2 separate regions of the Homo sapiens genome follow, and region 1 is linked to region 2. A link is a contact called in ENCODE Hi-C or POLR2A ChIA-PET data. All regions are on one chromosome and are shown on one strand. Each heading gives the region's core, a stretch centred on a gene start or an enhancer-like site at or near the end of the contact. The rest is flanking DNA. Distances are from core to core; before and after follow the strand shown.

Evidence for each region. Hi-C counts contacts between places; a loop is a spot of excess contacts on that map. ChIA-PET counts read pairs that join two places held with the same protein, here RNA polymerase II (POLR2A). Pooled maps may share reads with other maps.
Region 1: a loop to region 2 is called in a pooled map, with 2.2 times the contacts of the local background. The contact joins two enhancer-like sites. A Hi-C loop is called at or near these places in 2 of 168 maps with a recorded cell type or tissue (aorta and ovary) and 2 of 50 pooled maps. POLR2A ChIA-PET finds 5 or more read pairs at or near these places in 1 of 52 experiments (activated CD4-positive, alpha-beta T cell).

What each region holds. Positions count from the first base shown.
Region 1 is chr3:115,380,255-115,385,725 of GRCh38, reverse strand. No RefSeq gene overlaps it. Among named protein-coding and RNA genes, the nearest start is that of ZBTB20, 240 kb to the right of the region's middle. Within about 2 kb of position 4,010, at least 3 of the 41 ENCODE cell types and tissues checked have a DNase peak (open chromatin) inside an H3K27ac peak, as active enhancers do.
Region 2 is chr3:115,237,963-115,243,731 of GRCh38, reverse strand. No RefSeq gene overlaps it. Among named protein-coding and RNA genes, the nearest start is that of ZBTB20, 94 kb to the right of the region's middle. RefSeq lists an enhancer at 3,245-4,444. Within about 2 kb of position 3,876, at least 12 of the 41 ENCODE cell types and tissues checked have a DNase peak (open chromatin) inside an H3K27ac peak, as active enhancers do.

The DNA.
Region 1 (5,471 bases), core at 2,761-5,260, 140 kb before region 2:
GGTGTCTATCACACCATTCTGGCAACCAGTTCTGCTTGCAACCAATACTGCTTTACTTTTTTGTGCTCTCCTTTCTTCACCCAACTTTTTATTTTGAAAAATTTAAAACATATAGAAAAGTTGCCCTAGTAATACCATGAATATGTGATACTATTTACCTAGATTCACAAATTGTTGATGTTCTGTCACATTTTCTTTCTCTCATTTTGGTGAACTATTAAGTGGCAGGTGTCATCTCCTGAGAACAAAGCCATTCTACTACATATCCACAGCAGAACTGATAATTTTCAAGAAATTTTAACCTTGATTTGTACCATGCCGTGTAATATACATTCCACATTCAAATTCCCCAAATTGTCCCAATAATGTCTATTATAAATTTTAAAAATCCAAGATCAATCAAGAATTATGCATTGCATTCAGTTGTCATGTCTTTAGTAATTTCAAATCTAGAACTGTGCCTAGCCTTTTTCTAAAAAAAAACTTTTAAGACATTGATGTTTTTGAGGAATCAATTTTAGTTGACTAGTGTAGTTTCTTTTGTTGTTTAAACAATTTCTTTAGCTTCTGTGTTCTCCATATTGTTTCCTTTCACAGATGTTTGTGTGTATGTATGTGTGTATTATTTCTTCTTCTTTCTTGCAAAAATTGTACCTATTTGTTTTGCAGACTGTTTCTCAATTTGGATTTATCTAATTGCTTCCTCATGACTAGAATGAAGTTAAACACTTTTGGCAGGATGTTATGTCCTTTCTAGTGCATCACATCAGGAGGCATATGTCGCCAGTTTGTCAAACTTGGTGATAGTAAGTATAATCATTTAGTTAAGGTTATGCTGCCAGATTTCTCCATTGTAAATACACCATGTCCCCTCTGAAATTAGTAAATAATTAATTAAATGATTATAAAGACCAATATTTTACACAAAGTTTTAGCATGCTTTGATTTTTGCTTGAATTATTACAACTGTGATTGACAGCCTTAGCAAATTATCATTTTACATTCTTTCTACATTTATAATCTGCTATGCTTCTATAGAGATGAACTTTCCTTTCCTCTTTTCATTCACCCCCTTTGTTTCTGGTATCATTATGGACTCACAGTTATAAAAATAAATCTATTACTATGAATCATTGGATTCATTCCTGCCATTATTTGTTTTGATATTGCGGTTGTCTCAGATTTGAGCAGTGGAAGTCCCTTCAAGCTGGCTTCTTTGTTTTTTGACATTTTCCTATCAGTGTTTGAGCACAGCTTTACTTTTTGGTGCAACTCAATGCTCAGGCTCACCTTGTACTTCATTGCCCCAGACTTAACATCAAATAGTTTTCCAGGGGTCCCTGGTTCCTTTGGGAAACGGTAGTTAGAAACCAAGATCAGGATAGTAGGTACATTCATTGCTACTGCGTGTGATTGCTTCTAAACTTTTTCATTGTACCAAGCAAGTAAATATGTTTTCATAAAGTCAAGAGTTCATATGCATACCTCCAATTCTAATCCAATACAACAGAGTTCTCCTTCTCCCTTTCCATATTCGTTTCTTCACTCTCCTAAAATAAAAGCTCCATTCCCTCAAAACACCAGCATACCTGCTCATTTGTTCACTTACTACAATGCATACAAAATAATTTAAAACCATTTTACTATCAACAACAGTTTCTTTTTGTCTTTAGAAAATATCTCACTGAGGGTGAAATGCAGTTATAGTACAGTATTTAAAATTTACTTGCATTAATTCTGGTTTTGCTTCTTTGTGTTCATATTATCAATTTGATCTGAAGTTGGATGCATGTGTTTCTATTTGTATTTAATTTTAGGAATTTATACTTGCTAGATTAATTTTTAATACGTGAAATATTAATATAGTTTTAAAACAAAAGCTATATTGAAAGGTAAACTTGGAAAACTATCATTCCCTTTATTATTGCTTCTACTTTATATCTACCCATCCTCAATAATAGAACAATTTCTTTAGTTGCTGTGTTATCCATATTGTGTTTGTGTATATGTATGTGTGTATTCTTATTTCTTCTTCTTTCTTACAAAAATTATACCATACTATTTGCACCTTGCTTTTTAAATCAGTAAGATATTTTGATAATAGAAACTGCTTTCTGAATCCTCTAGTTGTATTTTATTCAACTTCTTAGACAACAAAATCATATATCATCTCTAGGTAAAATGAGTGGTTCATGCAAAAAAAAAGGAGTTAAGAATATGAATAGGAGGTCGATTGTGTTAGCTTTGTAACTGACACAGGGATTTTTGTGCCAATATTTCAATTAATATATTTCTAAGTGTGTTTCAAATGAGCTTGAATCAGATAAAGGTGCTCATTAAAAATTATTATTTTAAGGCCCCACTCCCAACCATGTAGATGGAGCTAGGGAATCTCCATTTTAAAACTCAGATAATTCCATGGACCTTCAGAGGAGCTTGTTATAAGTGGAATAAGTAACTGGGAAAGCCACAAGAGTAAGTTATTATCCATGATCAATTCTTTTAACCTGAGCATCTGAGGCTGCTTTTCCTCTGAGAGCATGGATTTTTGTTTTTTAATAAAAAGTTTGTTTTTTTGATCATAAGTTTTGAGCCCATGTCCTCTGCTGGGGTAAGTCTGGTGGAAAAACTCTTTATCTGTCTAAGATCTTTGAGATGAATCAAAGAATTACATGGCATATTAGACCCACGTGGTTCCTTCTCTATGTTCCAAATATCAGGGTAGAGTTTCCCAGGAACACAACTGTCTTCCAAATGTTCATAGTAGTCCAATTGTTGCTACATTTTCACCAGTGGAAACACATGCCATCTTGGGAAAATAGGCAGGAAGAGGTAACTTTAAGAATCATAAAATCCTAACATTTCCATTGCTTCTACCATATTCCCTAACTCTTTCATATACTCCAAAGATATTGTGATTTGAAGATACCCCGGGACACATTGCCCCATCTAAAATTAATTCCTTTATAATACCACACGAGATATTCTTGATACGACGGTAGGCAGAATAAATCATCTAGTTCACTTCGAAACTGTGAACATTAAGATGCAGAGAAACAGTAGGGATGAGAGGACAGCCGGCTGGATCAGCATCTTGACATCAGGAGGGCCCTTCACAGCAATATGAAGTAGGTAAACCTTGCCTTTAACAACCTCCTCATTTGCAGTAGCCAGTGTTTATCAAGTACCTAGTAAAAGCAAGGACTTTGCAACGTGCTTTACCTACTTTAGCTCATTTAATCTTTACAACAACACCATGAATCAGGTACTTTTACCATCTGTCTGTCATAAGTAAATTAACTGCAACTTAAAGATGTTGTTATGTACCCAATTCACATAGCAAATCAACAGTCAAATCTATGTTGCTCTAACCAGAATCTGAGCCCTTAATTCCTATACAAGCAAAAAACCATTTTTCTTTTTTGAGTACCAACCTAGATGCTCAGTGTCTTGGCCTGTCAACTGTCTGCCCAAGAATCTCCATGTTAACACTCAACAGGATCTATCCCTCAAATTCCAAAGAGGCAAGGATTCAGGAAACTTGCTTATTATCTTAGCCACGCCACTGTACTTTCAGAGGGATCAGTATTCTCACTGTGCAAAAACAACAGAAATGGATAAAAGCTTAAATACACACACACACATATATTTCTGAGGGCTCTGTCATTTCCTGATAGCCTATAATCCAAAAGCCAAATGCCTGATTCATATTTTCACACTGAGGCATTAAATATTTTTGTTTTCTCCCTCTTTATTGTTTTAATATTATAATGTGCCTTTTAAAATTCCAAGTAGCATTTGAAATCCAAAAGGGGGTAATGTATTAACCAAAGAAGTGAGTCTTTAAAGTGGAAATTTCCAGGCAGAGGATCCAGTGATTGTTGGAAAGATGCTGTATTCTGATTATGTTTCTTTTCCCATGTAAGGATGATTGTGTTCAGAGAATGCTCTCTGAGATAAGGTTGGATAAAGTGGGAACCGGGCCCAGCTCTCTGAAACAGCGTTGGCAGAAATAAGGTGAGAAAACAGGGCCCACGAGCCAGCTGGCATGCATGACAGAGGTCCCTCCCATGCGGCAGAGATTCGGGGGAACCATAGAAACCATATGGTAGAGAAACCCTGGCAGAAGAGGGATGGCATATCAGAATCCTCTGTGCATGGGGGTAAATCCCCAGAGCTGCAATGTGATAGTGGTTTCCAGAACTTCTGTCTCCCAGTACAGAGGGGCAGAAACTCTTCTTCACTACACCCCCCACAACCTGACTGAGGCAAGAACCACTACTCTTTCCCTCTACCTTACCCTGGGTAACCTCTCCTGGTTCAAGGGCCCCTCATCCAGCAGCGGACTGACTAGTAGTGACTTGTGTTTCTCTTCTACCCAATTGTAAGCTGATGAGAACAGGATAGACATTATTATATTTTGGTATTCCTCACAGCTCACCGCTCTTCTACAGAGCAGGTACTGACTGCATGATGTATCAAAGGAAGAATAAAGAATGAAGCCATGTGTCCAACTTGGAGAAATCCAATTTGCCTCCCAAGTGAAATGGGTCAATAAGTAGCCCTGGTTCTTTTTAATATTGTTTGCAATTCACTCAGTTATTCAACAAATATTTTTGAGCACTCACTATGTACCAGGCACCCTACTGGCAGCTGGGGATACAGCACTAAACAAGGCGCATACAAAATCCTTCCCTCTTGGAGTTGATTACATATTGTAGGAAGGCAGGAAATTAATATGCAAGCAAATAAATAAGAATCCTAGATAGTGATAATTGTTCTGTGTAAAATAAAACAGAGTAATCTGATACACAATGATTAAGATAAGGCAGAGGAAAGCACTTTAAGCAGGGGAACCAAGGAAGGAGAATGAGGGAAGGCCTCTGAACAGGTGAAGAGTAGACATGACCTCTGACTAGGAGGGCCTCATTAATGCATGGAAACTATTTCTAAAGCCATCAACTACTTTTGATAGTAGATATAAAGGCAATACATGCACTTGCTAAAACATTTTTATAATTTGGTAGCATATAAAAAAGGTAATATCTACCTCTGAACTCTACGATTCAAGGAAATACTTAACCATTTTCTTATGTTTTCTTCTAAATACTTACTTTTATTTTCTTTTTGTTTTTCTTAACTTTTATTTTAGGTTCAGGGGGGTATATGTGCAGGTTTTTTACATGGATAAATAGCATGTTGCTGAGGTTTAGGGTACAAATAATCTAAGAAGCAGCACCTCCTATCACAGGCCCTGAGGTCTAGAGGAAAAGAATGTTTCCAGGGTTCAGGTCCCCCCCACCCCACTTCCCTGTGCAGCCTCAGGATATTGCTCCCTGCATTCAGGCTGCTCCAGCTCCATCCTCAGTTCAAGGGCCACAGATATAGCTTGGGCTGCTGCTTCAGAGGGTGCAAGTCATAAGCCTTGGCTGCTTTGATATGGTATTAAACCTGTGGGCATGCAGAGTGCA
Region 2 (5,769 bases), core at 2,627-5,126:
TCCCCTCCACCAAGTAGAATTTCTAGGAAAGTCAACTCCAACTTTCCCTCAAGTTAATAATTAGAGGACTAACATGCCCTTTCTCCCTTATGGCAATTTGCTATGGTCTCCAAGTACAAGTTTTCTTCAGCCCAGTCTGGTAGTTCTTCATCCTGCTCCCAAAAACTTGGATATTATGGCTTCTTTTACTTTCTTGCTTCCTAGGAGACTCCAAAAAGAAGCTCCTAGCATTATTAATTCTTCAGATTCTAAGGGTGGAGATCAATGTTTGCAAGACTTTGCTACATTGCACATTTCTTTCCATTAGCCACCCACAATAACAGTCCCAAAGTCTCCTTTTTCCTCATTACTCGGCTTCCAAGTCTATTGGCCAGCCCTGTCATTATTTTCTGGCCAAAGCTTGGGCTTTCTTAGCCTCTCTTGAAGATATGCATATCCCTGCTAAGCCTTCTAAGGAAGCTTTAGGGTCACAATGTTACAATCATTCTCTTGGGCATCACCAGGAGAAACAATTGCTCCTGGCATTACATATTCTCACTTCCCCATATGGGTGCTCCTCCTCTGAATACTGACACAGGTATAAACCTATTACTTTCCTTTCAGTTAGAGTGCTTCTTTTAGACTACAAAGGTGCCTTTCAGGGCACTGTAGTAGAGTCCTTTGCTATTTCTCAGCAACTTCCCAGCCCAGATCTTCTAGGGGCTTTGCAGCAAGGCCTTGTGGCAAACTTAGTTGTCCCAATACCTGCTCTCCCTTTCCCTTTCTTCCATAGCAGTGGTTTAATCTGAGTACATGGCTACCTAATTTTTATTTTTGATTTTTAGGAAGAGGATCTCACTCTCTCACCAAGGCTGGAGTGCCATGGTGTGTTCATAGCTCATGGCAGCCTTGAACTCCTGGACTTAAGTGATCCTCTTGCCTCAGTCTCCCAAAGCTCTGGGGTTATAGATATAAGCCACCATGCCTGACCCCTGGCTACCTAATTAAAGACCTTCTTAAGACTCGATTCCAGCTGAATGGGTTAATGTTACTGACAAGTGCAATGTGAAAGAAAGTAATATGTGTCACTTTCAGGACTTTTTTTAAAAAACAATTAAATATGCAATGCCCTGATTTCTTTTCTCCTTACCATTTGCTATCTGAAAGATGGAGAGAAATAAAACTGCTCTCTTGGACTGAGAGATGGGAGCTCCAGATTGAGGTTGGCAGAGCCACCCTACCACTCTGGACTGTTACATGAGAGAGAAATAAGCTCTGTTTTGTTTAAACCACTGCATTTTAAGCTTTATTAGTGACAGCAGTTTTAGTCTGTATCACAGCTAGTTCACCTCTCATTTATCATATATATATATATAAATATATTTTTTTCCTGAAATCTCATAGGTTGTAGTTTTCCAAGATAAATAAGGAAATTCAACTCTAATAATAATTCTTGATAATATAATTCTATCATAAAGCCTCTAGAAGGAGACTAATAATAGCTTTATAACCCTCTGTGGTCAACAGAGACACAGCCAACGCTGCTTTTAACTATTTTTATCTCTATTCTGCATTTCAAACTCAAGAAGTTTTTAAGAACCCCATATTCTTATTTTACATCTGATCTAATTTAATATCTGTTCTGTGGCAGCAGCACTATCCAGGAGTTTTCTTCACTAGATGTGATTATCTGAAGAAAAATAACTATGGCTCCCATTAAAAGAAATGTAGGCATGACTCCCAATCATACATTCCCCAAACAAAATATGAGAAGAAGAATTTTCCAAACAGTTATGAAAATTTTCCCCACAGAGCTTCTAAATTGTTCCTTTGCATCTCAGGCTGGGTAGTCAGGTTGACCCCCAAAGGGAGACAGCTGCAGTGTTGTTCTGTCCACTGGTGATAAGGGATGATATTTTCCCTCTATGGGTTAATAAAACAGTGTTAACCACATACTCTCAACTGAAGTAATAATCTATCTCAAGAAAAATGAGTTCATGGCTCTTTATCCTTTCTACTTTCTTCCTAGAGAGTCCTATAGCAGCACATCATGTCAAATAAGTCATCTCAAAAGGGACCAATAACAACTTTTGGGCAGGTCCTTCTGGAAGTGAAAGAAGAAAATATGAGGGGACTTTTATAGCAGTCATGATCCAGGGACTATTATGACGGCAACTCCTCAGGTACATATACATATTCCCCTAAAATATTCTAGAGGACTCTAAGAGCCAGTTTGAGAATCACTAGTCTAGGGTCTACAGATTATCACTTTCATCAACATCATCATCATCACCATTATCGTCAATCGAACATTACCGTTAAACATTGTGTGAATCTCAAACTGTCTGTATTAGGAATTGTGATTGGAGACAGAGAGAAAGAATAATCCCTTACCAAGTAATTTCAAAGCAGAGAAAATGAAATGAAAATTTGTTCTACATATCTCAACATCTGTCTTCAAAATTTAAGATGCCTTCTAGGAACATGCTAATATCCTTTCATCTCTCTTATCAACTTACTTATTATCTCATAGCAAGAACTTGGAGTTCTTTATGTCATTGCACATATAATTCTATAGAAGTCACTCCTCTCTTTTCATGTTCTTCCCTCCTATTGCCTCCAACACCATCTGTATTGTACAAGTAGTATCCTATAGATTGAGCTGAAACACACCTTTCTGTTTCTGTGCTGTTCAAGCTATACCAATAAAAACCAATACACATAGATTCCAATATGCTTCACAATCTATCATACATATGCCATTTTACTAAACACACAGAGTAAATGGAAGTATAAGTGGTACTTTTTAGCACTGAGTACAGGGTAACAACAATTTTTGTCCTTTTGTTCCTTGTGTTATGGCTGACACAAGACATAGATAAATTAGTACTTCTCAGAGTGATAAGACACGTTAGGGTCATTTTGGAGAGAATACAACCATGTCAGTTCACTGTACCTCTTTCATTGCTATTAAACACTAAGCCTTTGGAAGCAGAAGGGTTTAGTTTTGTTTTGTTTACTGTTTTGATGTACACTCCTTTCTGATTTAATTGCCCTAGCCTAATCATTCTAATAAGATGTTCCAATGGATAAGAGACTTGTGAAACCAGTAACTTCACTAACACCACAATTGTTATTGTATCCAGTCTTATTACCATTTTCCCTTAAAGTCAACTGATACATAATCAACTCCATAAAATACATGAGAATCTATATATTAACGCTCATTCTTACAAACGTACAGTCTTTTTGTATTATTCACCCAAGGAGCAATTATTGAGCATTTATCATGCACCCCTTCTCTCGTACCAAGCAATATACTCTGCTAGAATACAGAAATGCTGTATATATTTGGTAATACCAAAGCAGTCTCATCAGACCTCTCTCAGGATCTTTTGTTCAGCTCCTTTTCAATTCAGTTGCATCTGAACAGTTCACTAGATGATACCTGAAGAGAAAATAAAAACATAAAATTTATTTGTTTGAATTGTTCTCATAGTTGGGTTTATGTAACATAAAAAGTAATGATCCTAAATAATGTGTATTTTAATACACTATGATGTTGAAAGGCTCGATTCTATGCTGAGACACATAGGACTAGAATATAAAGTGTTTCCGGTAGAAAAATGAAGAGAGAGACAGAACATTGTTTTGCTGCTTTTAAATAAGCCACGCAAATAGCTCAGTCTAAAGGCTGTGTGTGTGTCAGTGTGAGATAATCCTGCCCTCTCCCTTCCTCTCTCCCACTTCTCCAGGGAAATGAGTCACACCTGCTCACTGCCCTTGATATGATGTTTGATATTCTGAATTCCCATCAGCCCTGCACAGCTAGGATGATGTCAGCACAGTTGACATTGTTAGATCCGTGCTCTGCGTACATCAACTCCCTGTCGCTCAGGCGTCAGCTGAATGTGGTGAAGGGGAGGAGGCATCATCATCTTAGCAACCAAGCCCACGTATCCAGGATCCAGAAATGGCATCTGGCACTTTGCTTTGGGGATTTCCAGCACTTCCCAGAATTTCAGCCAGATTAGAACACTTGCTCTGAATTAAAAAGAAATTACTCATCCTCTTCCCATCAGGATGTGTGTGCTTTTACAAAATTTTATATCAAAATGTTTGTCACCAAAGTATGTTTTACTGAAGTCCTCATCCCATTTTTCCTCAATTCCTCTGGGATATCCTTTATTGACTTTTAGAAATAATCTTGCTTCTATTTAAAAACAGAAAAGGTTAAATGAGACCCTTTTGTCATCCTTCCACCTCAAGTCAAAAATATATATAATGTGAACAATCAAGTTGTATGGAAAGTAGATAATTATGCTGATAATAATAATCTTCTAAGATGACTCCAGATAAAGTATGGCAGTATTTCTAGGTCTTGTTTTCAAATTATACCCATTTAACAAAAAATACAATAACACAATGAACTCAGACAGTTGCAATTCACATAGACATTTAATCATCTATTGATTATCTGGGAAAAAGGAAAGAGGGAGAACTTAGGGAAAAAACCTAAAAGGGTATTTGAAAGTGTTAGAGTAGAAGAACTATGGTAGTACCATGCCACCATGCCACAGCTGTCAGAAACCCCAACAATGGAGACTTAATGTCTACTTTTCCAGAGCAGTTTCTCCAAGTTATTGTGGGTATCTTGGCTGCTTCATATAAATGGTCCCAGTTGCTTTACAGCTATCTTATTGCTCCACTTACTTATTCCCAGAAACATTTCTGAGTACAATTCCTGTCTCCATAACACACGGAGTGAGGTGGGAGATTTAGGTATGTGCTGTGGTCAGAATATGTCCTCCAAAATTCTTGTGTTGGAAGTTTAATTTCCAATGCAACAGTGTTGGGAAGTTGGCCTTTTGGGAGGTGTTTAGGTGGTGAGGGCTTCTCCATCATGAATAGATTAAAGCCCTTATAAAAGAGACTTCAGAAGGTGTTCAGCTAACTTGCTTTCTTGCCCTTTTGCTTTCTGCCATGGGAGGACACAGCAAGAAGACCCTCACCAGACACTAAATTTTGGTGCCTTGATCTTGAACTTATCAGGCTCCAGACCTGTGAGAAAATAATTTTCTGTTCTACATAAATTACACAGTCTCAGGTATTCTGTTATAACAGCACAAAACAGACTAACACAGTAAGTAACCAGACAATGACAGTACTGGGTAATAAGTACTTCCATAAGAAATAAACCTAGGGTGCTGAGAGCAGGGAGAACCAGAGCCCAACTCAGCCTGGAGTTCAGACATGAGAAGTTCTCAGGGATGGCTTCCTTGAGGGAGTCTTCATAATTCTTCTCTCAATTATAATGCAAATGCTTTTTATAAATCCTGACACTTTGTCCATCAAACACTACTAAAAATTTTAATAAGCAGCTCTACTCAGTCTAGGCAGTTTATTTCTTTCCTGACATGCCTAAGGTACCCTGAACATCCACATCCCATAAAATGAGAAACAGATATTTCATTTGGCTTCTCGTAACAGTGAAAATGAGAAGAGTTCAGAGAGCTCTCTCTTTCAATCTCAAGATCGGAATGGGTGAGGGCTGGTGGCTATATACAACACTTTGTGGTCCCCCTTCCCCCAGTGAGTTACTTTCCATGCTGTACTGTAACTGCTTATTTGTTTGTCCTTCACCTTCAAGAAACCAAGCTTTTTGAAAGTATAATTCTTTATCTTATTTACCCCACAGTATTTCCCAGCTACCCCCAGTCAGACCTAGATCCTAGAACAGAGTAAACGTTCATTAGATTGTTCTGTTGAATAAATATTTTATGCTTTTGC